7 separate regions of the Homo sapiens genome follow, and all the other regions are linked to region 6. The links are chromatin loops, found by intact Hi-C in ENCODE. Cell type or tissue: IMR-90. All regions are shown on one strand. Region 1 holds the start of SOCS1 (suppressor of cytokine signaling 1). Region 2 overlaps TXNDC11 (thioredoxin domain containing 11). Region 3 holds the start of LOC124903643 (a long non-coding RNA gene). Region 4 has its middle 55 kb from the start of LITAF. Region 5 overlaps LOC105371082 (a long non-coding RNA gene). Region 6 overlaps CLEC16A (C-type lectin domain containing 16A). Region 7 overlaps LOC400499 (putative uncharacterized protein LOC400499).

Region 1 (4,000 bases), 290 kb before region 6:
GCCTTGACCTCCTGGGCTCAGGCAATCCTCCTGCTTCAGCCTCCCAAGTAGCTGGGACTGCAGGTGCAATCCACTACGACTGGCTGATTTTTGTACTATTTTTTTTTTTTTTTTTTTTTTTTTGTAGAGAGGGGGTCTCACTTTGTTGCCCAGGCTGTTCTCAAACTCCTGGGCTCAAGCAATCCTCCTGTCTTGGCCTTCCAAGTGCTGGGATTATAGGCATGAGCTACTGCGCCCTGCTAGAGGTACTATTATTATCCCCATTTCACAGATAAAGAAACCATGGCAGAGAGGTTAATTACATGCTCAAGGTCACAAGAATAGAAAGGTGCAGATTTGGAACTGGGTCTCCTTGTATTCCATCACCCTCCACAGAGTGTGGCCTCCAGCAGATGTTCAGTGGACATCTCTCGAATGATCACACACCTGACCTCTGGTGCAGGCAAGGTTCTGCATCTTCTCTCACCCCCTCACGCACGCGCACGCACACACACGCACAACCTAGGAGGCTACACCAATGACCACCACCAGCCCTGGCCACATGCAGATTCAGGGCACTGATGGGGTGCTAAGCTGGGCTGATTCTGGGCCACTCCCTGTGTTCAGGAGGTTAATAAGGACCTAGGCTCTGCCTGGGGAAAGAGGTATCGTGGGGCCAGGGAGGCGGGAAGGGACTGGGCACCAGGGCTTCCAGGAGAGAAGCCGTCTGAGAGCTGTCTGTAGAGGGCAGTGTGTCCCAGTGTGAGGCCAGTAACCAAGTGCCCAGCCTAGCCAGGTTTTTATGTGGCCCCTTGTGATGCTGGGGCTCCTCACATGCCTTCATTCAAAAATACACGGAGCAGCCAGGCACCTACTCCATGGCCTCGCACGACAATCGGAATCACTAAATCACAAACACGTGTGCAAATTACAGCCCCGACCACCGACCGCCCACCATCCCAAGCCCCGGCCGTGTGTGTGGTGGGAAGGCAGTCTTTGAAGGGCAGATGCCTGACGGAGCAGTAGGAGGGGGAAATCTATGAGGAAGGGGTCGGGGGAGAGGAGGGCTAGGAAACCAGGTTTGGGGATTCATCACGTCTGAGAATGCACCATTTTTTCACTGGGCTCCAATTTGATGTCGTCCAGCTGCACCTCTCCCCAAAATGAAGACGGGGAAGGCGAGATCCAGGTCCAGAGCTCCCAATCTGCAAGCCATTGCAAATCCCAGCCCCTCCCCAGCCTCAGTTTCTTCCGCAGCCGGGTAGTGGGAGCGCAGGGAGGGCAGTCGAGGCCACCAGGGACCTTGCCCGGCCCCGCCCAGTTTCCGAGGAACTGGGCCGGGGTGGAGGCGCCCGCGCCGCCAGGGGTTCCTCTGAAGCCTGTGGTCAGGCCGCCGCTTCCCGGGAAGCCCGAGCCAAGACCAGAGACCGCGGCCGGCCGGGGCTTCGGGACAGCAGGGCGGGCGACTGAGGGCGTCGACGGCGGGTGGAGCAGGGGCTAGGAGGGGGTCTACGGGTGGGGTCAGGCTCAGGGTTGGGGACACCTTCTGTGGCCTCCTAGGGGGATCTGGCTGCAGGGGAGGAGAGGACAGGGCTCTGCCCCCGGCGGGTGTGGAGACAGCTGGGGCGGAGGAGGGTGTGTCAGGGCGCGTCCCAAGAGGGCCTGGCGGCAGAAAGTGGAACCCGAGGTAGCGGGGCAAAATCGGGGTCGCCAAGTCCGAAGGAGGGGTCCGAGAAGTGGCCGGAAGGCGCAGGGTCGGGGCCAGAGCCCCTCGAGAGGCGGGTGCTGGGGCAGGTGCGAACAGGCGGGCAGAGGGCCCCGCGGGAGGGTCCAGAAGAGAGGGAAACAGGGCCGAAGCGGTCCTCGCCGGACGCCACCGCGGAAAGAGAAACCAAAAGTGGAGCTGGGGGCGGGGCCGGCAGGGGGCGGGGCCTCCCGCCGTCGCCAGCCCCGCCTCCGAGCCGGTTTAAAAGACTGGCGCAGGGGCGGGCGCCGAACAGAGCGAGCTGCGGCCGTGGCAGCTGCACGGCTCCTGGCCCCGGAGCATGCGCGAGAGCCGCCCCGGAGCGCCCCGGAGCCCCCCGCCGTCCCGCCCGCGGCGTCCCGCGCCCCGCCGCCAGGTGAGCCGGGCCCTGGGCGAGGAGGCGGGAGGGAGGAGGGAGGGGAGTCCAGGGCAGCCAGGAGTCGGGCGAGCCTCGGGGGCTGCAGAATGGGGTCGCGGCCGCGATGCCCCTGACCCTCGCCGGCCCCACCCAGGCCGCCCCCCGCGCGCGGGGCTCCCGCAGCACAGCCTTTCTCCGGCCCTAGCCCAAATCGCCCAGACCAGGCGCGGATCCCAGCCTGGCCAGCAGGCGGCGGGCGCGGGGCGGCGAGCCGGGGCCGGACGGCTGGAGCCAGAACCGGCTGCTCTCCACGCCCCCCTCTCGGTGCTGCCCGGAGGCCGGACTCCGCCTCCACCGAGCCCCCACCCGCCGGGAAGAGCTCCGCGGAGTACAGAGCCCATTTTCTAGCTGTGTCCACTGAGGCTGAACGGATCCGCGCGGACTTGGTGCTCCGTGCTCGCCCCCTAGGGCCGGGTCCGCCGGGAGCGCCGCCCTCCGGAGTTGTCCGGCCGGCGCACACCTGCCCGGCCCCGCAGCGCCCCAGCTCACCTCTTTGTCTCTCCCGCAGCGCACCCCCGGACGCTATGGCCCACCCCTCCGGCTGGCCCCTTCTGTAGGATGGTAGCACACAACCAGGTGGCAGCCGACAATGCAGTCTCCACAGCAGCAGAGCCCCGACGGCGGCCAGAACCTTCCTCCTCTTCCTCCTCCTCGCCCGCGGCCCCCGCGCGCCCGCGGCCGTGCCCCGCGGTCCCGGCCCCGGCCCCCGGCGACACGCACTTCCGCACATTCCGTTCGCACGCCGATTACCGGCGCATCACGCGCGCCAGCGCGCTCCTGGACGCCTGCGGATTCTACTGGGGGCCCCTGAGCGTGCACGGGGCGCACGAGCGGCTGCGCGCCGAGCCCGTGGGCACCTTCCTGGTGCGCGACAGCCGCCAGCGGAACTGCTTTTTCGCCCTTAGCGTGAAGATGGCCTCGGGACCCACGAGCATCCGCGTGCACTTTCAGGCCGGCCGCTTTCACCTGGATGGCAGCCGCGAGAGCTTCGACTGCCTCTTCGAGCTGCTGGAGCACTACGTGGCGGCGCCGCGCCGCATGCTGGGGGCCCCGCTGCGCCAGCGCCGCGTGCGGCCGCTGCAGGAGCTGTGCCGCCAGCGCATCGTGGCCACCGTGGGCCGCGAGAACCTGGCTCGCATCCCCCTCAACCCCGTCCTCCGCGACTACCTGAGCTCCTTCCCCTTCCAGATTTGACCGGCAGCGCCCGCCGTGCACGCAGCATTAACTGGGATGCCGTGTTATTTTGTTATTACTTGCCTGGAACCATGTGGGTACCCTCCCCGGCCTGGGTTGGAGGGAGCGGATGGGTGTAGGGGCGAGGCGCCTCCCGCCCTCGGCTGGAGACGAGGCCGCAGACCCCTTCTCACCTCTTGAGGGGGTCCTCCCCCTCCTGGTGCTCCCTCTGGGTCCCCCTGGTTGTTGTAGCAGCTTAACTGTATCTGGAGCCAGGACCTGAACTCGCACCTCCTACCTCTTCATGTTTACATATACCCAGTATCTTTGCACAAACCAGGGGTTGGGGGAGGGTCTCTGGCTTTATTTTTCTGCTGTGCAGAATCCTATTTTATATTTTTTAAAGTCAGTTTAGGTAATAAACTTTATTATGAAAGTTTTTTTTTTAAAAAAAAATAAGTTTTCTAGCGAGTGTGCTTTGGCCAAAAGTTTAACTTGGTTCTGAACAGGTCCAGGGGAGAGGGTCCTAAGGCTGACCTGCTGGGCTGCAGGTGGTGTACGGGGCCTGCCCTGTGGCTGGGCATCCCTCACGGTTCCACCCACAACTCTCCAGGGAGAGAAACGGTTGGTCTAGTTTTGGCGTGTGTCCGGTAAGACAGCAGCTCGCGTTTGAGCACTTTGTGCGT
Region 2 (4,000 bases), 750 kb before region 6:
TCAAGTCTGGACTTCTTGTAGTTCTTGTGTTTTGTGGAATATTCTTTTATGTCCATCCGTGCCTTTGGCTGGAATTTTGTTGAAATTATGTTAAATATATAAATTGACTTGAAGATAATTGACATGTTCATAACATTTAGCTTTCCTTTCTAGGTGCACAGCATGATTATTCATTTATTCAAAACTTCCTTTTAATTTTTTATAGTAGGTCTTACATATCTCTCATTAATGTTTAATCATTTCACAGTGCTAGATGATTAATTGTGGGCTGGCAATCTTTGTATATGTTTCAAAAGCCTGGAGGAAATCAGCTCTCTTGTACTTTACTCCTCCAGGACTGCAAAGCCTGTTCCTCTTGTAACATTTTTACATTTGATCTTGGCAGAGAGGCTACTTTATTGCCAAAAGAAAATTTGGTAGAGGGGTCATATTCTGAAGTTGCTTGCTTGATTTTTAAAAATCTGATGATTATTTCATTATTTGCTGTAAAAATGTGTTCTGGTAACATTTTGTCATACTCTGCTATAATTCAGTGGCTTTTTTAAAAGAGAAGATTTGCAGCAAATTTTGACCCCATTTTTCATCTGATCTACAAAAGGACTTGCAGTGCAGTCTAGGGAGAAAAGCAGTGGGCTGGGAGGCAGCAATGCCTGGTCCTTACCCTTTGTCTGCTCCTGGTGAGGTCTGTAAACTTGGAACAAAATATTTAACCTTTCTGTGTTTGTGTTTGTTTATCTTTAAATTTGGGGAGGGTAGAGGTAAGTATATAAATCCTTATTTTATAAGGTCAAATCATGAAATACTTTGTGTGTGAGTAAAGTAATAAAGCGAGTAAAGAAATACTTTGCGTGCAAGTAAAATAATAGTCTTTATACCTTAATTAGAAACTAAGCCATCTGGTTGAAAGCACCTCAGATAAGTATTTTACCTATTCTAGTGAAAAAATCCACACAAGAAATGATGTCATTGACTGACCAGCAGGCCCAGTCTTTCTCTTCCCCTTTCCCGTGCACCTCCTACCTGCTTCTATTTGTAACGCATGGTTTTCTCCCTGTCCAATGGACTGAATCTCTCTGCCACCAGAATAGGAGCTAATTTTTCAGATAATATTTACTGAGGACCTTGATGGCAGGGTTTTGTTTTGTTGCTCCTACAGCTCCACACCGTGCTTGGTGAATGTATGACTGGTAAAGGACGCGTGAGAAAGATTTTAGCTACGGGATTTTAAATGTCACTTTGGATCCCCTCTCACTACCTTCTCCACTTCTTGTGCCTGGCCCTTCAGGCTCAATAGACCATAGTGTAGGAATTTCCCTGCCTGGTTCATTCTTTTTTTTTTTTTTTTTGCCGTGACAGGGTCTCACTTTGTTGCCCAGGCTGGAACGCAGTGGTAACCTTGAACTCATGGGCTCAAGCAATCAGATTCTGCCTCAGCCTTCTGAGTAGCTAGAACTACAGGTGTGCACCAACACACCAGCAAGTTACAACAATTTTTTTTTGTAGAGATCAAATTGAAATTCACATGGTACCTAAATACCATCTTGGAAATACACTAAACTATTTTTTTGTTTTGTTTTGTTTTGTTTTGTTTTTGAGACATCCGTTCTCTGCTCACTGCAACCTCCGCCTCCCGGGTTCAAGCAATTCTCCTGCCTCAGCTTCTCGAGTAGCTGGGACTACAGGCACACGCCACTAGGCCTGGCTGATTTTTGTGTATTTTAGTAGAGACGGGGTTTCACTGTGTTGCCCAGGCTGGTCTGGAACTCCTGAGCTCAGGCAATCCTCCCGCTTTGGCCTCCCAAAGTGCTGGGATTACAGGCGTGAGCCACCACGCCCGGCCACACTAAACTATTAACCAAAATATTGTTTCCACTCCCTTCTACCACCTTTGGGAATTCCTAAACTCAGTTGATGAGGAAACCTTGTAGCATTAGTAGCATTAGTTTTCTAAGGAACTCCCTTTGGGAAATAGTGTTTTAGAGGAAAGGTATTAAATGGAGGAAGAACTTTGATTCCAGCGTAGTGTCCCTGTACTCCACCAGGTGGCGTCTGATGCTGCCGAGATTTGCTTGTAGAACTGAGTCGGTACGCATAAAAAGTGCCCTCCTCCAAGCGAAGAAAGCTTTTCTGGAGTATTGTTCTGTCAGATTGGAAATTTTTTTTTTTTTTGAGACGGAGTCTTGCTTTGTCGCCCAGGCTGGAGTGCAGCCGCGCGATCTCGGCTCACTGCAACCTCCGCCTCCCGGGTTCACGCCATTTTCCTGCCTCAGCTTCCCGAGTAGCTGGGACTACAGGCGCCCGCCACCACGCCCGGCTAATGTTTTGTATTTTTTAGTAGAGACGGGGTTTCACCGTTTTCGCCAGCATCGTCTTGATCCCCGACCTCGTGATCCGCCCACCTCGGCCTCCCAAAGTGCTGGAGTTACAGGCGTGAGCCAACGAGCGCGGCCAGATGGTGAGATTTTATACAGCATCAAAAGATCTTGGCGGGGCACGGTGGCTCACGCCTGTAATCCTAGCACTTTGCGAGACTGAGGCAGGTGGATCTCTTGAGCTCAGGAGTTTGAGACCAACCTTTCGCAATGTGGCGAAACCCCGTCTCTACAAAAAATACTAAAAATTAGCCTGTAGTTGCAGCTACTTAGGGGCTGAGGTGGGAGGATGGTTTGAACCTAGGAAGTCAGGGCTGCAGTGAGCTGAGATCATGCCACTGCTTTCTGGCCTGGGTGACGAAAGTGAGACCTTGTCTCAAAAAAAAAAAATCTGAAGGATAGGGTTTTCTTGCTCAGTATGGGACATTTTAAAAGGCATTGAAAAAACAAGGGACTGACAAGCAAGGATGGCTTGGAGATTGCTTTATTTTCTCAGGTTTTTGGACCTAACTCTTGGGTCTTTGGACCAGACATTGAGTTTAACAGTTCTCGGCAAATGGCATGGGTTCTAGGATCGTTTTTTTTTCTTGGGTAATTTCATTTGTTGTCACTATACTCACTCATGGGGGAGACCTTTTTCTAACTATCTGCCTGCATTGAGACCCTTCTGGGTACTGACTAATATAGATTAAAATAAACATATTAAAAATTCCATACTTTGGGCCGGGCGCTGTGGCTCATACCTGTAATCCCAGCACTTTGGGAGGCCAAGGCGCATGGATCACCTGAGGTAAGGGGTTTTAGACCAGTCTGACCAACACGGAGAAACCCGGTGTTTACTAAAAATACAAAAATAGGCAGGCATGGTGGCACATGACTGTAATCCTAGCTGCTTGGGAGGCTGAGACAGGAGAATCTCTTGAACCTGGGAGGTGGAGGTTGCAGTGAGCCAAAATCATGCCATTGCACTCCAGCCTAGGCAACAAGAGCAAAACTCTGTCTCAAAAAAAAGGAAAAAAAATTCCATACTTTATGTCCCCACACCTAAAACTGACTGTTTAATTCAGTTGACATTATTTTAGCAAAGGAATCCTTGTATATTTTGTGAGAGATGCTTTTATTTCCATTATGATTTCTTTTCTTTTTTTTTTTTTTTGAGACAGAGTCTCACTCTGTGCCCAGGCTGGAGTGCACAATCATGGCTCACTGCAGCCTCAACCTCCCCAGGCTCAGGTGATCCTCCTACCTCAGCCCCCCAAGGAGCTGGGACTACAGGCATGCACCACCACGCCTGGCAACCTGGCAATTTTTTTTTTTTTTTTTTTTCCTGAGACAGAGTTTCACTCTTGTTGCCCAGGCTGGAGTGCAATGGCACGATCTTGACTCACCGCAACCTCCGCCTCCTGGGTTCAAGCGATTCTCCTGCCTCCCAAGTAGCTGGGATTTACAGGCATGCACCACCATGCCCAACTGATTTCTGTGTGTGTGTGTGTGTGTGTGTGTGTGTTTTAAGTGGAAATGGGGTTTCTCCATGTTGGTCAGGCTGGTCTTGAACTCCCGACCTCAGGTGATCCAACCACCTCAGCCTTCCAAAGTGCCGGGATTACAGGCGTCCACCACTCCTGGCC
Region 3 (4,000 bases), 680 kb before region 6:
TGAGGTGACCAGCACGAGGCAAAATGCACAGAACTTGGTGATTTTATTAGTTGGGACACTGGTTCACCTGCCATTTTGAAGACTTAAAATAACTGGTTTAAACAACAAACGATTGTTTCCTTTTTTTTTTTTTTTTTTTTTTTTGAGACAGTTTCTTGCTATGTTGCCCAGCCTGGAGTGCAGTGGTGCAATCACAGCTCACTGCAGCCTCAGTCTCCTGGGCTCAAATGATTCTCCTACATCACCCTCCTGAGTAGCTGAGACTATAGGCGCCCACAACCACGCCCGGCTAATTTTTGTATTTTTTGTAGAGATAGGATTTTGCCATGTTGGCCAGGCTGGTCTCGAACTCCTAGCCTCAAGTGATCTGCCTGCCTCGGCCTCCCAGAGTGCTGGGATTACAGGCGTAAGCCACCACACCCGGCCTCTGTTTCCCTTTAACATAGAGTCAGTCCTGGTGTAAGTAAGTGTCGCAGCTCTGGTTTGGCTATTCCAAGGCATCAGGGACCCAGGCTCCTCCTACCTTGTTGCTCCATTTTCCCTAAACGATTGTCTTTGCTCTTATTGTCCAAATCGGATGGTCACCCTCTCCTACACTCCAACTGCCAGGAAGGGGAAAGGAGAAGGGAAGCTAATGATGGAGGTAGACCTGCCCTTTCCCTTAGAGACACATGCAGGGACCTGCGCAGTTCACTTTTGCACACATCCTATTGGCTAGAATTTAACCCCTTGGCCACACCTATATACAAGGGAGGCTGGGAAATGTGGTCTTATTTCTGGGTAGCTGTGCCCAGCTACGTATTGGAAGTCCTATTGCTTTGGAAGAAGGGGAGAGTGGATATTGGGGTGCAGAGTAGTCTGTGCTGTGCCCTGTGAGGGTTTGGGAAAGGTGGGGGGTGGGAGAGGGCAGTGGTAAGGAGGATATCTTGCTCCCCAGCTTTGAGCCTATGTGGGTGGAGGTGTCATTTGCCCAGGCAGGGGGCACAGAAGGGCTGTCTCTTTCTTTTTTGTCTTTTTTTTTTTTTTTTTTTTGAGACAGAGTCTCCCTCTGTTGGCCAGGCTGGAGTGCAGTGCTGGGATCTTGGCTCACTGCAGCCTCCGCCTCCTGGGTTCAAGAGATTCTCCTGCCTCAGCCTCCTGGGATTACAGGCATGGGCCACCATGCCTGGCTAATTTTTTTGGCATTTTTAGTAGAGACGGGCTTTCGCTATGTTGGCCAGGCTGGTCTCGAACTCCTGACCTCAGGTGATCTGCCTGCCTCAGCCTCCCAAAGTGCTGGGATTACAGGTATGAGCCACCATGCTCGGCCAGGGCTGTCTCTTTCTAACCCTGCACCACATGGTTTCATAAGAAATCTGGCCTTTGTGCACGATGTAGGGAGCAGAGTTCAGGATATTGGGGAAACTGAGGCTGAGGGATGCTCCAGTTTCAGCTGATTGGAAAGACAGGTTGAGCCCAAACCGTTCCTCAAGAAAACACAACTGCAAGACCAGCCCAAACTGGACCTACTCTGTTGATAACAGAAGGTCAAGTTACCTGGCAGATATAACTGAGCCAACACAGCAAGTCAGGTATCCCAGACATGCACAGTTGGAAAAGCTTTGATGTCTATCAACACCCAGAACTAGTGATTCCTCCGCGCAAAACCAAGAAGTCCAGGACATGCCCAGAACTTGACCACCGGAACTGTTTCAGAAGCGAGGGGTCCATTGGCTAGGAGGATCTGGGGTTATGCTTTGCCTCAACAGGCTCAGCGCGGTGGCTCATGCCTGTAATCCCAGCACTTTGGGAGGCCAAGGGCAGGAGTTAAGAGACCAGCCTGGCCAACATGGTGAAACCCCGTCTCTACTAAAAATACAAAAATTAACTGGCTGCGATGGCTCGCACCTATAATTCCAGCTACCTGGGAGGCTGAGGCAGGGGAATCACTTGAAGCCTGGAGGCGGAGGTTGCAGTGAGCCGAGATCACATCACTGCACTCCATCCTGGGCGACAAAGGGAGATTCTGTCTCGAAAATAGATAGATAGACAGACAGATAGAGAGATAGACAGAGAGATAGATAGATAAAAATAAAATTCTGCCCTTGGCCTCTAGGGGGCCATACTGGCTTGCTGCGAAGTCACGGTGTTTTTATTTTACTTGAGTGCTGTGCGGTTATTGGAATTCCTCTATCTGCTGGGTTGCTTCTGGCACCCACATCACCTGCGCATGGCCTGCTTTCTCCTGCTGATCGTGCTCGTCTGGAGCCTGCGGGCCCTTCTGCCCCCAGTGCAGTCTGTCCATCTGTCTGTCTGTCCTTCCGTCAGCATTGCTCCCTTGTTCCAGCTCTCTTTACTCTCTGAAAGGGGCTCCTGGGAATGGGGGTCAGGCAGGGGAGGCTGTACATGCCAGTATGTGGCCTTTACCCTTCCCCTCTTCCCCTCCCCTCTCTTTTTCTTTCTTTCTTGGAGACAGGGTCTCCCTCTGTCGCCCAGGCTGGAGTGCAATGGCATAATCACGGCTCACAGGAGCCTCGACCTCCTGGGCTCAAGCAACCCTCCTGCCCCAGCCTCCCATGTGGCAGATACTACAGGTATGCACCACCATGCTTGGCTGATTTTTTTTTTTAAATAGAGATGGGTTTCCTTATGTTTCCCAGGCTGGTCTTGAACTCCTGGGCTCGAGCCGTCCTCCCACCTCAGCCTCCCCAAATTCTGAGATTACAGGAGTCAGCCACTGCTCCCGGCCTGATATCATGACTGTGTTCTGTCTCCTCCACACACGGGACCTTGTTCCTGGCCACCCACAGCAAACCAGCTCTCTCCTCTCCCTGGGCTTGGCTTCCTTCTTTCCTGGCAGCATCTTTGCCAGTGTGCCGGCTTGAAAACAGCCGAACATGAGGAGGGGTGGTGTAGACTGACAGGGGCTCACTCAAACTTGAGGAGAAGCCAAGCTGGGGCTGAGTTTGGAATGCATGCCATGGTTACAGACGACGTCATTCTGCCCTTTAGCTGTGACTCAGCAATTAGGATCAGATTTCCCATCCCGAGGGTTGTCCTTGTGACCTGCCAGATGGATGATCATCACCCCCATACCAGCATCGAGTGAGAAGACCTCGAGCTGGGGCCTGCACAAGGGTGGCTGCAGCCGTGATGAAGTGGCAGTGATTTGCAGAGCCTTGGGCTGCCTCTCTGCTGCAGGGACTGTGACAAATCAAAGAGGAAGCCTTCTAGAGCCCTGCATCATGTGCACTTCTTGGCACTTGTGAAATATTTCATAATCCCAATTGCGTAGGTAGCTCCAGTTCTGCCGCCCACTGTCCGTGTGACCTCGGTGAAGTCACTTCATCTCTGAGCTTCAGTTTCCCAGGCTGCAGAACAAGTATCAGAGCGAGAACCCCTTCATTCGTTTGTTCATTCACTGACTTACACACTCAGTCGCTCCACGAACATGTGCTGAGCAGCTACTATGTGCTGGATGCAGTGCTCAGCCCTGCGGATCCAGCCGTGAATGCCTAATAAGGACCCAGCCCTGGCAGAGTGGACCTCCCTTTCTACTGAGAGGACAGTCAACAAACAAGGTTATCCACATCGACACATTGTTGGCCGGGTGCGGTGGCTCACACGTGTAATCTCAGCACTTTGGGAGGCTAAGGCAGGTGGATTGCTTGAGCCAGGAGTTCAAGACCAGCCTGGGTAACACAGTGAAACTATGTCTCTGCGAAACATACAAAAATTATCCGGGCATGGTGGCTCTCGCCTGTACTCCCAGCTACTTGGGGGGCTGAGAGGGTAGGATCTCTTGAGCTTAGGAGGCAGAGGCCCTGGCTAATTTTTGTGTTTTTAGTAGAGATGGGGTTTCACCATGTTGGCCAGGCTGGTCTTGAACTCCTGACCTCAAGTGATCCGCCCTCCTCGGCCTCCCAAATTGATGGGATTACAGGCATGAGCCACTGCACCTGGCCTAAAAAGATTATTTTAAAGATGAATCTTTTTTCTTTGCCCAGACTTTGGATGTCCT
Region 4 (4,000 bases), 570 kb before region 6:
GTTTTTATGGCCACAATGTGAAGGTGTTATGAGCAATACAAAAGGGAGGATAGTCTTTGCCCTTGAAAAGATTAAATTGCTTGAGTTTCACGTACTCCAAATATGAAGTGATCTACCATTCACCTTTAACCTGCAAAACCTCAATGTGCTGTTTCCTCTTTCTTTTCCCTGAGGGCCCATGTCCTGTTTCTCCACTAGTCGCCAATTACTTCATCCAGGCTTCATGGCCTTTTCACTTAATTTTTAAAATTTCTTCTTCTTCTTTTTTTTTTTTTTTTTTTCGGATGGGGTCTTGCTCTGTCTCCAGGTTTAAGTGCTGTGGTGCGATCTCAGCTCACTGTAACCTCGGCCTCCCGGGTTCAAGCAATCCTCCTGCCTCAATCTCCCAAGTAGCGATCCGCCTGCCACAGCCTCCCAAAGTGCTGGGATTACAGGTGTGAGCCACCGCACCCAGCCTGAGTTTTGTAGCTTCAATTTGCATTTCTTTTTTAGTGGAGTGATCTTGGCTCACAGCAACCTCCATCTCCTGGGTTCAAGTGATTCTTCTGCCTCAACCTCCCGAGTAGCTGGGATTACAGGCGTGTGCCAACATACCAAGCTAATTTTTGTATTTTTAGCAGAGACGGGGTTTCACCATGTTGGCCAGGCTGGTCTCGAACTCTGGACCTCAGATGATCTGCCCTCCTCAGCCTCCAAAAGTGCTGGGGCTATAGGCGTGAGCCAATGCACCCAGCCTAATTTGAATTTTTTTAATGTCTAAGGTTGAGCCTCTTTGCCGAAACTCTATCTGTGTCTTTTTTTGTGTCCTTTTCTGTGAACGGGATGCTCGTATACTTTGTCCATCTTTGAATCTGTTGTTCTCCCCAACTAGATGCAATGCTATTTTTATCATGTGCCTACTCCTGTGTGTACTTGGTTTCTTTCTGAACTCTCTGTTCTCCACTTGAACACAACATGGAGCCAGAAGACACTTTGTCAGGAATTTCTAGCCCCTTTATTTTGCCAATGAGTAAAGGAGTCCAGAGAGGTTAAGTAACTTTTCTAAGGTCACACTGCTAATTGAATAAATAAGCAAAGGGATGAACCATCCCTCCCTGCTCTCTCGCATCCACTCCCCACCTTCTTCCATCCACCTGACTTTTCCAACCTTACTAGTAAACAACAGGGAGCCAATTTCTCTGTCAATCTTTTTTTTTTTTTTTTTGATACAGGGTCTCACTCTATTGCCCAGGCTGGAGTACAGTGGCGTGATCTCAGCTCATTGCAACCTCCCCTTCCTGGGTTCCAGCAATTCTCTTGCCTCAGCCTCCCGAGTAGCTGGGACTATACAGGTGTATGCCACCATGCCTGGCTAATTTTTGTATTTTTTGGTAGAGACAGGGTTTCACATGTTGGCCAGGCTAGTCTCGAACTCTTGACTTCAAGTGATCCGCTTGCCTCAGCCTCCCAAAGTGCTGGGATTACAGGCGTGAGCCACCTAGCCCAGCCTCTTGTTCATCTTTTGTGTTGAAGATAAGGTGGCAGTAGTGAGTGCTTCATGAAGGCCAGGCGAGAGGAGCTCACTGCCCCCTGCTGGTTACTTCTTCTCTATCATGGGGTATCTGTGGCTCTCTCACCCGCTTACCCTAGCTCTGCAAAATATCTTTTGGTGGTTTAAAAAGAAAGCTGCTTCAGGCCGGGTGTAGTGGCTCACACCTGTAATCCCAGCACTTTGGGAGGCTGAGGCAGGTGTAGGTCACTTGAGGTCAGGAGTTTGAGACCAGCCTGGCCAACATGGTGAAACCCCTATCTCTACTGAAAATACAAAAATTAGCTGTGCATGGTGGTGGGCACCTGTAATCCCAGCTACTTGGGAGGCTGAGGCAGGAGAATCGCTTGAACCCGGGAGGCGGAAGTTGCAGTGAGCTGAGATGGCGCCATTGCACTCCAGCCTGGGTGACAGAGTGAGACCCTGTCTCAAAAAACAAAACAAAACAAAAACAAAAACAAAAAAACCTGCTTCATTCTGAAAAGAATTGAAGAAACACTGTAGGATTCCAACTCTGTGACATTCTGGAAAAGGCAAAACTGGAGACAGTAAAAAGATCAGCGGTTTTGGGGTTGGTGGGGGGCGTGGTAAGGGAAAGGGAAGGATTAATAGGCAGAGCAGAGGGATCTGGTTGTTTAAGAGTGTGGTACCTCTGCCATGCCTCTCTCGGTCCTGCGCCTGCCATGTAAGACGCCTGTTCCCGCTTTGCCCTCTGCCATGAGTGAAAGCTACCTGAGGCCTCCCCAGAGGCAGGTGCTACCATATACTTCCTGTACACCTTCCCGAACAGTGAACCAATTAACCCACTTTCCTTTATAAATTACCCAGTCTCAGGTCTTTCTTTATAGCAGTGTGAGAACAAGCTAATACACAAATGAAAAGGCTGCCTTTTTTTTTTTTTTTTAAAAACAGTCTTGCTCTGTCACCCAGGCTGCAGTGTAGTGGCGTGATCACAGCTCACTGCAGCTTCAACCTCCTGCGCTCAAGAAATCCTCCTGCCCCAGCCTCCTGAGTAGCTGGGACTACAGGTGTGCACTACCACACCCGGCTTTTATTTTTGTAGAGACAAGGTCTCCCTGTGTTCCTCAGGCTGGTCTTGAACTCCTGGGCTCAAACAATCCCTCTGCCTCAGCCTCCCAAAGTGCTGGGAGTAAAGGCCTGAGCCACTGCACCCACCAAAAGGGCTTCTGAACTCTGGTGACTCTGACCTGAGCCTGATGGGCTTCAATCCATACTCCGGCTGAACTCACACTGACTGGAAGGAAGCTCGATCCCCAGTCGCTGGCAAACCCAACCCCAACCCCGTAAATTTTCTCTAGGTAGAAGCAGGACTTTCTTTGGTGGGAGGAAGAGGAGGTGGGAGGCTGGATCTATGGTGGATGGCTTGTATAGGAGGGTCTGAGTCTTTGTGAATCGAATCCTGTGTCCCCATGTTCTATCAAACCACCTTACTGGGTTTTGGGCCTGTGACAATGTAGACACAAAGTGAGGCCAGCGGTACAGAGACCCTTCCCAGGCAGACTCGGGTAGGCTGGGGCAATGCAAACACAGCTGGTCATCAGAATGGCCTGGAGGGAGGGCCCCACCCTAGGGAGTCTGATTGTCCTGGTCTGGAATGGGCCTGGGAATCTGCATTTGTAGCCAATACCCACTGTGATTGGCGAGAAGCCATCGCATTGAGAATTGCAAGGTCTCTGCTCAGGCTCCTGACTTTGAATGGGGGAGGAATTCAGGCCTGTGGTCAGAGACTTGAGTCTCCTGGGGGAGAAGACGGAGAAAGAAAGTGATGGACCAAAGCTGCCAGAGCTAACAGAGCAGGGACTCTGGAGCCAGATGGGGTTAAAATCCTCCTGAGCTGTGTGACTTAGGGCAAGTGTCTTAACCTCTCTGTATCTCTGTTTCCTCATCTGTACCATGGGATGACCTAGTTCACCTTGCAGGGATTTTGCAGGAGAAGTTGATGAATGAGTCAATATACAAGGAATGCTTTGCCTAGTCTGATAGTTTCCTAACAACAATGCCATCTATTCTTTGAGATCCAGGGAAATCTCTCCTTTGTAAACTGCTTCCACGAGTTCCTGCCAGAATAACTGTTCCTTTCTCTGCGTGAGGTCTGTCTGTGGTGTGCTGAAGATCTTCTGCCTGTGCATCTCGTTTCCCCACTGACTCCTCCAAGCCAGCACCCCCCCACTCGCCCCCCAGGATGCTCTTCCCCACAGCATTTGGCAGCCACGCCCGAACCCATCGTAGTCCCCAAGCAGCTGTGAGCTGAAGGGTCTTTTAGGTCTTTATCCCTGTGGGTCAGGTGCTCCTGAACCCTGCTAGAGAAAATGCTTGAGCTGGGGGCCAGGCTCAGTGGCTCATGCCTGTAATCCCAGCACTTTGGGAGGCCGAGGCAGGTGGATCACCTGAGGCCAGGAGTTCGAGACCAGGCTGGCCAACATAGTGAAACCCCAGCTCTACTAAAAATAC
Region 5 (4,000 bases), 390 kb before region 6:
GTTCCTCCACATGGGCTTTTTCCATCCTTCCTTTCTTCTCCTCCTCAGAAGCTTGGGGCATGCATGGACCCCTTGGTCCTGGTACTCAGGGCTCCAGGGTCCCCACCAGAGGAAGCCTTCACCAGTTCACAACCAGTGCCACGGGCAGCTCTGACCCCTCCTGTGGCCCAGCTATCTCTGGGCCAGGAAGCTGTAGATCTGTGGCTGCCAAGCCTGGTTGATGACGAGACCCACCGGAGAGCTTTCTAAAAGCTTAGACTTCCTGAGCCCCCAGCACGTGGATCCTAATTAAAGATATGGGTAGGGACCAGGTTAAAAACAGCCCAGGTGGAGCTGATAATCAACTACTTTTGACAACACTGAGTCCTACATGCAGGATGACCAAGCTCAGCTGTGCTCTGGGAAAACCTTCACCTGAGGTAATGCACAGCTGTCTGATGGAAGACCCCAGGGCAGGTGCTGACTCTTTTTTCTCTTGAGACGGAGTCTCAGTGGCACTCTGTCACCCAGGCTGGAGTGCAGTGGAACGATCTCGGCTCACCGCAACCTCCGCCTCCTGGGTTCAAGTGATTCTCCTGCCTCAGCCTCCCAAGTAGCTGGGACCACAGGCGTGCACCACCATGCCCGGCTAATTTTTCTATTTTTGGTAGAGACAGGGTTTTGCCATGTTGGCCAGGCTGGTCACAAATTCCTGGCTTCAGGTGATCCACCCGCCTCGGCCACCCAAAGTGCTGGGACTACGGCTGTGAGCCACCACGCCCAGACTGACTCACTTTCTAAAATGAGCAGTACCCGCTGGAGGAAAGCGTGTAGCTTGGCATCTTCCCAAGCTCACAGGATGTGGAATTCGGTGCTGACAGGCCCTTTGGAGAAACTCCTTTCCCTGTCCTGTGTGAGCAGGAGGAAGGGAGGCTAGGCAGTTTGGTATTTCTGGGTGTACAGCCTCATTGTTTCTTCCTTTTCTTTCTTGCCCATATTACATCTCAGGTCCCTTGGATCAGGGACAGAACTAGATTGTGCTCCTCTAGGTGGCCACCCACTGCACTTTAGGGCCTGGTAACTGGTTTAGTGAGTTCCAGGTTCACAGAGGGAGACGAACTGCTCAGGATGGGTCATACCCAAAGCCTCCGCAGCACCAGATTGAGGTGATTAGGTGACGAGATTGAGAGCAGATTTGGGACTCTTCAGTTGATGTTATAATGGGATGAGACCTTGGGGCAGGGTGAATGTATTTTGTATTTGGTATGAACACACATCTTTGGGGTCTAGTAGGCAGAATGTCCCTCCCCACACAACGATGTCCACGCCCTAATCCCCAGAACCTCTGAATATCATACACCTTACGTAGCAAAAGGGACTTTGCAGATGGGATTAGTCAGGGCATTGGGATGGGGAGATTAGCTTCGATACCCAGGTGAGCCCAATCTAACCGCACAAGTTCTTAAAAGCACAGGACTTCCTCGGGCTTAAAACAGGAACGATAAGGAGGAATGGGAGGTCCAAGAAGATACCATGCACACAGGGGGCAGCCACGTGTCTCCTTCACCTCGTGTATCCAGAGTCTGGAACCCAGCAGGTGCTTGGCGACAGAAAGGCCACTAAAGTGAACTTTGAAGCACCAGATTCCAGTTAACAGTCATGCAGACGAATTATTTAACCTCTCTGACCCCACGTCATCCCTTCTCTATGGATATCAGAAGGGCAGTGAAAATAACCCACCCAAGGTCATCCACTGAATGAACAGTGGGGCTGGCCCCACTGCAAGCCCCTCAGAACCCATCTGGTTGCCAAATCCAGCACTCTCCCCACCCCCACCTGGGCTTGGCCATAATGGGCAGAACTCCTGGGTAGACAGGGGTGAAGTTTCTCATGGCCCCATTTTGTTCCTTTGCTCCATTCTGTGCCCTTGTTTTCTGGTGACGGGTTGTCATCCCATTTTCTGTGCATAGACCAGCAGGGGGGGCCAGCGCCCGTGTAGAGACCATCAGCTCCCAGAGCTGCCCTGGGGAAGAGCTGCCCTAGGGAAGGGCCTGGTCCTGGCCACCCACAACAACAGTGCCCTTAACGACAAGGGGCACCTATTGGTTCACCACCTGGCTCTTCGGCTGCCAGGTAGATGCCCCTGGAAAAAGGACTTCATCTCCGTGGCTGCGGTTTTCACAGCTGTGAAAGGGGATGGGAAACAGACCTCCCAGGCGTACTGGGACAGTAAAATGAAGCGACTCATGAGACGGCTTCCAGCACAGGCCCTGGCACTTAACTCTTAGCTGAATTTGCATTCTTTTATTTTTATTTTATTTTATTTTATTGAGACAGAGTTTTTCTCTGTCACCCAGCCTGGAGTGCAGTGGCGCGATCTCTACTCACTGCAACCTCCATCTCCCAGGTTCAAGCGATTCTCCTGCCTCGGCCTCCCAAGTAGCTGGGACCACAGACACACATCACCACACCCGGCTAATTTTTTGTATTTTTAGTAGAGATGGGGTTTCACCATGTTGGCCAGGCTGGTCTTGAACTCCTGACCCCAGGTGATCTGCCCGCCTCAACCTCCCAAAGTGCTGGGATTTCAGGCATGAACCAACACGCCCAGCTGAACTTGCTTTCTTTATCAAGAGACGTTCAGTCAATCTCAAAGGACTCTCATTTCAGATTCTGCCCAAACCACATGAATCGTTTTTTGGACTCGGCTGTCTCGCTCCTTTTCCTCCACCCTTTTATGTCTTTACCAAATCTTTCCTCTGTGCTTAAAGAGCACTCCCCAACAGTCTAGCCAGCACCCTCAGGCCTGCTATAAACTACACAGGGGGCCCAATTCAAAAGGCGCTACTAAGCAGGGGGCTCCTTTCTTCTGAAAACTGCTGCGGGCCAAGTGTAAATTTAAGACACTGTGCCTTTGCTTGTATATTTCCTCTGTCTTCTAGCCTAAAACCCAGCCAGTCCTAACATTGACCGACTGCCCATGTATGTTACCTAAGACCCCATGCTGGGCAGGGATACTGAGATAAGTAGGACACAATCACGACGTCACTGGAAGCGCCTCCAACAGGGACAGAGATAGCAACAGATGATTTCAGAACAACGTATGTGCCTGTCTACAAAGATCCACTCTCAGGAGTGGATCTTGGGATTCCATTCCCAAGAACTTACCCGGTACCACCCTTTGAAGGATGAATTGTCTCGGCTTCACAGACTTCCAAGGCCAAAGTCAGACAGGAACGGGCAGGACCAGGACTGGGCCCCACGTTTGACTAACATCACTGTCTCCCTTATCACAAGGAGGAAGAGGCCCTTTGAAGATGTCCTTTCGCACGGGCTCCGAAATATCTGCTAAATGTAGGTCATTATGACTGAAAATGCATTTTTCCCCTTGTCCTTGAAGCAGGCAGCTGCTCTGTAAGTTTCGGCTGTAGCCTGATGTTTAGCAACAGCAGCCCTAGCCCATCTGCTGGCCAGCAGATCGCAGGGTTGTCACCCTTGGAACTGGAAGGCATTCTACACACACTGTGTCTTCCAGGTGCTTTTTCTCCTCAACCATGAAACCACACACCCACAGGCCAGGCAACAAAGCGCTCAGTTACTTCACATGGTCATTCCTTCCTCCTCCTGCTTCACCTGATGCAGAAGACTTTGTCAGTAAAACTTGAGCATTACAAGAATATGCAACAGAAAGAATTAGAGAACTTGGCAATCCAAAAGCTGCTAAATGAGGGTTTTCTCCATTTGGGGGGTAATGTAAAGCAGTTCCAAGAAAAGTGAAGTCACAGCCACGGTTGCTTATTTTCGGTTTTAGAAAAAAGCCAATGTCAAAGGGGAAGCAGCTCTGCCCCAGCACAGCCTCCACTGTCTGGCGGGGGGCGCTTGCTGATAAGCCATCTTGGATTTGGCACCAGAAACCCAAAACCTCTGACATATGTTTTCATCTGGTGATGTCAGGGAGGAAACTCAAGCCGAAACAGTGAAAGTTGTTAACATTCAAAGAAACCACACAGCTCAGCTAACA
Region 6 (4,000 bases):
CTCTCCAGAAGACTTCCTCATGCCCCTGCCCAGTCAGTACCCGCTACCCCAATGCAACCCTTATTCTGCTTCTAGCACATCAGACTCGTTTTGCCTGTCCATGAACCTTATCTAATGGAAGCAGACAGTACGCACACTTCCTATGTCTGGCCTCTTTCGCTTATTACCACATCTGAGGGCTTTCCAGGTTGCTGTGTATGCAATGGTAGTAGTTCATTCCTTCTTTCCTTTTCCTTTTTCTTTTCTTTTTTGCTATATAGTAGTACATTCTCTGAATAGTCCACAGTTTATTTATCCACCTGGAGTCTAACATGGGTATCGTGTCACCCAGGTGATTCTGATACCCAGAGCACTTCTTTTTCTTTCTGTGTCATTCTGGCTCTTGCTGGGGGAGAAGTAGGGAGGGGTAATGGGCTGGCAGGATAAGGAGCTGTTGGGGTGTCTTACTGAGCCCTGCTGTGACTGGCTAGTGGCTTCCAGACCACCAGCAGCACAGACACCATACTGGGAGCTTCAGATGTGCAACTGTGAGTCTCTCAGCTGTACCCTGGAGCTGGAACAGCGACAGGCTCCCTCCACTCCCCAGCAGGGACTTTTCCAGGGCCTCCAAGAGATGACTCTGTGGGTGGTGGGGGGCCACCATAGGACAGTTGGAGGTGCCTCTATTATCAGGCTGGGATTTTTCTACTACCCCCTCACTGTGTGGCTGACTTTCTGTGGTATCCTTTTCTAATAAACCCGGGAGCCTGTACGTAATCTCAGTCTCTCGGGACTCTGTCACTTAGGTCACTAACCCCAACAGGCAACAGGTGCATTTGTGAAATGGTAGCTTGTAATAGTGAAAAGCTGGAAACCACCTAAATGCCCGTGGTCAGGTTAAATAGATTATAGCACAACAAGCTGCCACTCCTAAACCAAACCAGGCAGGGTTACAGAACGGGACAATGAGATCTAGGATACACTGGGAAGGTGGGAAAAAGAAAAGCAAACAGCAGAATGGCTGGTGCACAATGGATCGTTAGGGTTGAATTCTGCAGAAACTTGACTTTACATTTTTCTAACATTTGGCTTTTCGTTATTTAACAATGAGGACATTTTTTCTTCTGTGATTAGAAAACAAAAATAAAAGCAAAGGTCTTCTATCCTCCTCACCCCTTACAAATCCAAGTTCTGTAAACGTGCAATGATTTCTACCCTTTTTGCAGGGCTTATAAAAGCACTGTGGTGAAGGGGCTATAAAGCCAGGGGCATCTGCCTGGGTTTCCCACAGCAGGGCACCCTTTTCGGTGCCAGGACAAGAAAAGCCACGCATACTGCATGATCTCAATTACAGGGAGAATCTAAGACAGTCAAATTCATAGAAGCAGAGAGTCAAAGGGTGGTTACCAGGGACTGGGGAGGAGGGAAATGGGGAGACGCTGATCAAAGGGTACGACGCACGATGAGTAAGTTCCGGAGCTCTCATGTACAGCACAGTGACTACAGGTCATCCTACTGTGTTACAGACTTGAAATCTGCTAACAGATCTACTGCATATTTTCATCACCCAAGGTGCACACACAACCCCCACCCACACACACGCACAAAAGTGAGGTGATGGATATGTTAATTCACTTGATTGCCGTGATTATTTCACAATGTACACATTTTTTTGTGTATATGTATATATTAAATCAAGTTGTACACATTAAATATATACAATTTTTAAAAGCCACATAATTCAGAGAAACACTCTAAAAGCCGTAAGTTTTGATCGCCCCACCCCCATCTCAATCCAGTCACCCCGTGCCTAGCTGGACTTTGAGAGGCTTCCCAGGGCAGGGACACTGAGGGTGATGTTGCCTTAAAGGATAAAACCGACACCATGGCCATGTCCTATCTGCCAGACCCTGTGCCTCGCTCTGAACACCTGCTCTCACGCTCACGCCCAGCCACTCTATGCTGCAGCCACTGTGCTCTCCTCTTGACAGATGCACAAACAGCAGCTCGGAGCCTTCACTGTCCAGGCACGTGCAGGGAGCCAGTGTGGGGCAGAACTGGGCCTGGGACCTGGTTCAGTCTGAGTCAAGGGCCTGTGCCACTGAGCTGGATCTTCCCCTCAGAGCTTTTAGAAACCGCAGTCATTTCACATCCAGTGAAACAGGCGCTGGTAACAAGGGAAACCATTTAGGGAGACAGGAGTCGGCCCACATTTGTCAACTTGCGGTCACCGGGAAGCATAAGGCGTCTCTGAGGCAGCAGCACCACCTAGCGGCGGCTGCGAGAGCCATCACTCAGCAGCCCTTTCACCTCTCCCTCTTGGCCAGAGGAATGCCACCATCTCTACCTCTTTCTGCCCACTGCAGACTTTTTTCAGACCTGTCCTGGGGACTTAGAGCCTGCCTCTGATATAGACATTTGGCCACTTGTCCCCCACTTCTGGCGGGCAGGGCCCGGGCTTGGTGAAGTCACCTTGGAATAACAAAGCTAGCAGTCTAGCGTGGAGGATTAGGAACCAAACCAGGGTTTCTCAGCCTCGGCACTGGGGACAATTTGGGCTGGGTAATTCCCTGTTGTGGGGGGCCTGTCCTTAGCAGCACCCCTACCCTCTACCCACTAGATGTCAGCAGCACCCCCAAGAATGTTTTTAGATGATGCCAAATGTCCCCTCACTGAAGACCACTGAGCTAATCGCCTGGGATGAAACCCCTTCTCTATTCTGGCTTTGCTAGAGCTGGCGCCTGGGTGTTAAAATGAAAGCACTGATGGCACCTGCCTCTCAGGGGTGGTTATTACGGATGACGAAACTGAGGCTTAGTGAGGGCAGGTAAGAAGTTCGGAGTCACACACTCACTAGCTGGGTGGAGGGACTGAAGCAGGAGGGTTGGTACCAATGCACACACCCTTGCCTGCCCTCTGGCAGAGATCTTCCTTGTCTTACTTCTTCCAGTGCTTATTCCATTGGCTGATGATTCAGCGACCCCAACTCTTTAATAGCAAGTCATAAAGAAGAACTGCAAACACCCCCAGCATCATCAGCAGAGGGGAACCCTCTGATAGTACCCACCACACAGAAACAAACACAGGCTTAGGGACTGAACTATGTCTCCCTCAGGTTCCTACATTGAAGCTCTAACCCCCATTGTGGCTGTATTTGAAGACAGGGCCTTTGGCGAGGTAATTAAGGTTAATGAGGTCATAAGGGTGGGGGTTCTCATCCAATAGGACTGGCGTCCCCATAGAAGGAGGAAGAGACACCAGCTAGCACTCTCTCAATTTCTCTCCACTCACACACAGATGAAAGGCCATGCACAGCAAGAGGGTGGCCGTCTGCAAGCCAGGAAGAGAGCCCTCACTAGAAACCAACCCTGCTGGCAACTTGATCTTGAACTTTTTTTTTTGTTGTTGTTGGAGACAAGGTCTTGCTCTGTCACCCAGGCTGGAGTGCAGTGGCACAATCACGGCTCACTGCAACCTCGACTTCCTTGACAAACAATCTTCCTGCCTCAGCCTCCTGAGTAGCTGGGACTACATGTGCACACCACCACACCCAGCTAATTTTTGTGGTTTTTTGTAGAGACGGGGTTTCACCTTGTTGTCCAGGCTGTTCTCAAACTCCTGAGCTCAAGTGATCTGCCCACCTTGGCCTCCTAAGTGCTGGGGTTACAGGGATGAGATACCATGCCTGGCCAATCTTGGACTTCAATGCTCCAGAACAGTGAGAAAACAAATCTCTATTGTTTAACCCACTCAGTCTATGGTATTTTGTTAGGATAGCCTGAGCCGACGAATAGTAAGCGCAGACACAGAAAACCACGCCCAACTTCACCCTGCTACATGCACAGCAGCACAGAGGCAAATACCAAGGAATGTCCTTACAAAGTGAGGTCTCGTGACTGATGTTCTCAAAGAGGATGTTCAAGGTCTGCAGCAGCTGAACGCACACGTAACGGCCCGACTTTTGCCGCAAGATGTTCAAGAAGAAAACAAACATATTCTTCTCCAGGAAGAAGCTGGGGAG
Region 7 (4,000 bases), 440 kb before region 6:
TACTTCAACTATTTCCTGTAACAAGGATATTTTCTGATTTAACACGGTAATTACAACATTCCAGAAACTGAACGTTGAATTAATACCTTCATTTAATGTACAGCCCATATACAATTTCCCAGCTTTCCCACTAATGTTCTTTCAAAAAACTGTTTTGTTTTGTTTTAAATCCGGGATGCAGGCCAAGATCACGCAGCATTCGTAGTTGCCATGTCTTTTTAATTTTCTTAATCTAGAACAGAGGTCTACAAACTTTTATTGTAAAGTAAAATGTTGTGGGGGTTGCAGGCCTTATGGTCCCTGTTACAACTACTCAGAATTGTCACTGTAACACAAAAGCAGCTATAGACGATATGTAAGTGAATAGACATGGCTGTTACAATAAAACTTTTTATAAAATCAGGTTGTGGGCCAAATTTGACCCAAAAGCCAACTCCTGATCTAGAATATTTTCCTTCTACACCCTACCCTTCCTTACCCAATGTTTTATTTTTTTATTTTTTTATTTATTTTTTCTTTTTTTGAGATGAAGTTTCACTCTGTCACCCACGCTGGAGTGCAGAGGCGTGATCTCGACTCACCGCAACCTCCGCCACCTGGGCTTATGCAATTCTCCTGCCTCAGCCTCCTGAGTAGCTGGGATTACAGGCATGCACTACCATGCCTGGCTAATTTTTGTATTTTTGGTAGAGATGGGGTTTCGCCACGTTGGCCGGGCTGGTCTTGAACTCCTGACCTCAAATGATCTGCCCACCTCAGCCTCCCAAAGTGCTGGGATTACAGGCATGAGTCACTGCATCTGGCCCCCCAACATTTTATTATACAATTTTTTAGACACTAAAAAATTGAAGTAATTTTACAGTGCATACCCACATACTAGATTTTCCTGTTTACATTTTATTTCACATAATCACATAGCTCTCTATCCATCCATCTTATTTTTGGATACATTTCAAAGTAAGTTGCAGATATAATTCCCCCTAAACATTTTATTGTCATTAACCACCTTCAGAAAAGTCCCAACTGGATGCAGTGGTTCACACTCATAATCACAACACTTTGGGAGGCCAAGGAAGGAGAATTGTTAGAGTTCAGGAGTTCAAAACAGCCTGCAACCTAGGGAGACCCCATTGCTACAGAAAATTTAAAAATCAGCCAGGCATGGTGGTGTGTACCTGTATCTCAGCTACCAGGGAGGCTGAGGTATGGAAGAATTGCTTGAGCCCAGGAGGTTGAGGCTGCAGTAAGCTGTGTTCACACCACTGCACACTCTAGCCTGGATGACAGAGCAGACAGACCCTGTCTCTGTCTAAAAAAAAAAAAAAAAAAAAATCCTGCACTGACAATTTTGAAGTGTCCAGGAAGTTATTTTGCAAAACATCCTCCTAATGTGGATTTGTCCGATTGTTTCTTGAAGATAAGATTCAGGCTGAACATTTTTGACAAGGGGTATCACTAACGAAATGACGCCTCTAGTGAGCGCGTTAAAAATACCAGCTCTTGGCTGGGTGCGGTAGCTCACACCCGTAATCCAGCACTTTGGGAGGCCGAGGTGGGCAGGTCACCTGAGGTCAGGAGTTCGAGACTGGCCTGGCCAACATGGCGAAACCCCATCTCTACTAAAAATACAAAAATTAGTTGGGTGTGGTGGTACATGCCTGTAATCTTGGTTACTCAGGAGGCTGAGGCAGAAGAATCACTTGAACCCAGGAGGCAGAGGTTGCAGTGAGCCGAGATCGTGCCACTGCACTTCAGCAGCCTGGGCAACAGAGCAAGACTCCTTCTCAAAAAAAAAAAAAAAAAAAAAAAAAAACAGCTCTGGAACATCTTCCCAGAGACTCCATTTTTGTAGGTTTTAAGTGGGAGCCCAGAATCTGTATTTTTAATAAGTTCCCCCGCAGTGATTCTGCTTTTCAGCCAACCTGGAAGTTAGCACATTATTTCATACAATTTTCGCAGCAACCCGTAATAAAATAGGTGTCCTTATCCCTGTTTTTGGATTAGAAGGCTTGGGTGGTTAAGGAACTAGCTGGAGATCACTCACCTCTCAGTGGTAGATCCACACTTGGAGTTCTGTTGTGTTTGATGCTGACACGCACCCAGGCATAATTCTTTCTGCTAGACTGCCCCCTGCTGTCTGCAACAGTACTACAACTAGAATTCTTGGCTGCTGGTGCCAGGCTGGTAGATATTTTCAAGTCAATGTTATAGCAGGGAGGGCATGAAGGAGATAGTTGCCATGGCCACGCTTGATGGCCTAACCTGAGGCTCCAAACCCTCGCATCATCAAACTTCATCCAGCCCAGGGAGTTGTGGGTCTCTTGGGCCTGGGACTTTGGGAGGCAGAGCCCTCGGCCTACAGCCAGCATCTCCTGGAATGTTCCATCAGAGCCCTGATGAGGAGCTTTATCGTGTTTTGTGGTGGTTTTTTTTTTTTCTGACCCAGCTACACTACTCCAAGGGTGAGGTTCAGAGCATGTTCGCCTTGGGCGTGGAGGAGCGTCATTTTCACATCAGCACCCGGCAGGTAGCTGCTAAGGCCGGTCTCAACAATTTCATCAAACTGGAACAGACCTTTCTGCAGGTGTGTGGAGGTCAGCCCAGGGCCGGAGCACGCTGGGGTGGGGGGCCTCTGGGACAGCCCTTTGAGAAAAGAAAAATTGTCCTAGTGTCCCGGTTCCTGGGCGGAAGGACAGACAAGGCTGTGAAATGGACACAATGTGCTGGATTTATTGAGCTGGATTTATTGCATGATTTATGGAGCATCTACTAGGTGCCAGGCACTATTTCAGAAGCTGGGGCGTGACCTAAAACAGATCTGATCAATCCTTCCTCTCATCAAGTGTCCACTCTAGCGGGGGAGATTGACTCCCCGAAATCACACAAACGAAATATGCCAGATAGTACTATGATACGGAGAAAACGTACTGAAGTGACTGAGAGTGACCAAGGAGCTTATTTAGATTAGGTGGCCAGGAAAGGCCCCACTGAAGAGACGACACATGAGCTAGCGGTGGATGATAAGCACCAGCCATTTGAAAATCCGGGGGAAGGCCGGGCACGGTGGCTCGCGCCTGTAATCCCAGCACTTTGGGAGGCCGAGGCGGGTGGATGACCTGAGGTGAGGAGTTCGAGACCAGCACGGCCAACATGGGGAAACCCCGTCTCTACTAAAAATATGGAATTAGCCAGGCGTGGTGGCACATGCCTATAATCCCAGCTACTTTGGAGGCTGAGGCAGGAGAATTGCTTGAACCCAGGATGTGGAGGTTGCAGTGAGCCGAGATTGCGCCGTTGCACTGCGGCCTGGGTGACAAGAGTGAAACTCCATCTCAAAAGGAAGAAAAGAAAAAAGAAATCTCTGGGGGAGGGGCATTCGAGGCAGGTAAAGAGACTGTGGTATATATACACCATGGAATATTACACAGCCGGAAAAAAGAATGAAATTCTGTCCTTTGCAGCAGCAGGGATGCAATTATCCTAAGTGAACTAGCTCAGAAACAGAAAACCCAGTATCACATGTTCTCACTTGTAAGCAGGAGCTAAACATTGAATACACATGGACATAAAGATGGAAACAGTAAACACTGAGGGCTCCAAAAGGGAGGAGGGTGAGAGGGAGCCAAGGGTTGGAAAATTACCTGCCTGGTATGATGTTCGATATTTGGGTGACAGGGACGCTGGAAGCCCAGTCCCCACCATTACACAATATACCTATGTAACAAACATGCACACTGACCCCCTCAATCTAAAATACATTTTTTAAAAAGAGTATTCCAGGCAGAGGGAACAAGACATGCAAAGGGCCTGGGGCAGGGATGGGTTTGCATGTTTTAGGAATGGCCAAGGAGCCACTGGGCTGGAGCTGGGTGGGTGGGGAATGGTAGGAGGTGGTCTGATCACACAGGGTCAGTCAGGCCACAGGGAGGCGTTTGCATTGTGTTCTATCTGCTACTAGAAGCCTTTGAAGCCATGATCAAATAAATGATGATTTCAGATC

What was found. A loop is a pair of places that touch in the nucleus more often than their neighbours do. Peaks named below come from ENCODE experiments on the same cell type or tissue, not always from the same donor. Only the 100,000 strongest peaks of a DNase experiment are listed, where the experiment ranks them.
Region 1: it touches region 6 in a loop (8-fold over the local background); 108 of 110 quality-filtered maps call a loop at or near these places.
Region 2: it touches region 6 in a loop (6-fold over the local background); 29 of 110 quality-filtered maps call a loop at or near these places.
Region 3: a loop joins it to region 6, with 6 times the contacts of the local background. A loop is called at or near these places in 15 of 110 quality-filtered maps.
Region 4: a loop joins it to region 6, with 8 times the contacts of the local background. A loop is called at or near these places in 11 of 110 quality-filtered maps.
Region 5: a loop joins it to region 6, with 5 times the contacts of the local background. A loop is called at or near these places in 101 of 110 quality-filtered maps.
Region 7: it touches region 6 in a loop (5-fold over the local background); 33 of 110 quality-filtered maps call a loop at or near these places.

What each region holds. Positions count from the first base shown.
Region 1 is chr16:11,254,178-11,258,177 of GRCh38, reverse strand. SOCS1 (suppressor of cytokine signaling 1) reads left to right here and starts at 1,974. Exons shown (of 2, transcript NM_003745.2): 1 at 1,974-2,099; 2 at 2,650-3,761. The coding sequence starts at 2,700. The coding sequence ends at 3,335. The region is part of intron 1 of LOC105371082 (a long non-coding RNA gene); the gene reads right to left. RefSeq lists silencers at 1,329-1,528, 1,779-2,518, 2,619-2,668, 2,679-2,828, 3,239-3,328 and an enhancer at 3,939-4,000. In IMR-90, CTCF peaks have their summits at 726 (motif pointing right), 1,684 and 2,330 (motif pointing right); DNase peaks (open chromatin) are centred at 737, 2,157 and 2,307; H3K4me3 peaks cover 3,013 bases; H3K27ac peaks cover 3,021 bases.
Region 2 is chr16:11,712,809-11,716,808 of GRCh38, reverse strand. The region is part of intron 5 of TXNDC11 (thioredoxin domain containing 11); the gene reads left to right. Among named protein-coding and RNA genes, the nearest start is that of TXNDC11, 28 kb to the left of the region's middle. In IMR-90, a CTCF peak has its summit at 2,047 (motif pointing right); a DNase peak (open chromatin) is centred at 2,068.
Region 3 is chr16:11,639,657-11,643,656 of GRCh38, reverse strand. It overlaps LOC124903643 (a long non-coding RNA gene), which reads right to left and starts at 3,195. Exons shown (of 2, transcript XR_007064986.1): 1 at 2,705-3,195; 2 at 2,110-2,352. It also overlaps a transcript of LITAF not described here. RefSeq lists enhancers at 1,217-1,880, 2,830-3,124. In IMR-90, CTCF peaks have their summits at 1,033 (motif pointing left) and 2,103 (motif pointing right); DNase peaks (open chromatin) are centred at 2,146 and 3,136; H3K27ac peaks cover 1,838 bases.
Region 4 is chr16:11,529,888-11,533,887 of GRCh38, reverse strand. No RefSeq gene overlaps it. Among named protein-coding and RNA genes, the nearest start is that of LITAF, 55 kb to the left of the region's middle. In IMR-90, a CTCF peak has its summit at 1,564 (motif pointing left); a DNase peak (open chromatin) is centred at 1,537.
Region 5 is chr16:11,354,828-11,358,827 of GRCh38, reverse strand. The region is part of intron 1 of LOC105371082 (a long non-coding RNA gene); the gene reads right to left. Among named protein-coding and RNA genes, the nearest start is that of RMI2, 11 kb to the right of the region's middle. RefSeq lists enhancers at 3,398-3,547, 3,725-4,000. In IMR-90, CTCF peaks have their summits at 1,950 (motif pointing right) and 3,845; DNase peaks (open chromatin) are centred at 817, 1,977 and 3,927; H3K27ac peaks cover 2,464 bases.
Region 6 is chr16:10,962,447-10,966,446 of GRCh38, reverse strand. It overlaps CLEC16A (C-type lectin domain containing 16A), which reads right to left. Exons shown (of 24, transcript NM_015226.3): 3 at 3,859-3,992. Among named protein-coding and RNA genes, the nearest start is that of CLEC16A, 20 kb to the right of the region's middle. RefSeq lists an enhancer at 851-930. In IMR-90, a CTCF peak has its summit at 2,246 (motif pointing left); a DNase peak (open chromatin) is centred at 2,186; H3K27ac peaks cover 290 bases.
Region 7 is chr16:11,405,784-11,409,783 of GRCh38, reverse strand. LOC400499 (putative uncharacterized protein LOC400499) reads left to right here. Exons shown (of 67, transcript NM_001370704.1): 47 at 2,447-2,584. Among named protein-coding and RNA genes, the nearest start is that of RMI2, 62 kb to the right of the region's middle. In IMR-90, a CTCF peak has its summit at 2,131 (motif pointing left); DNase peaks (open chromatin) are centred at 933 and 2,093; H3K27ac peaks cover 279 bases.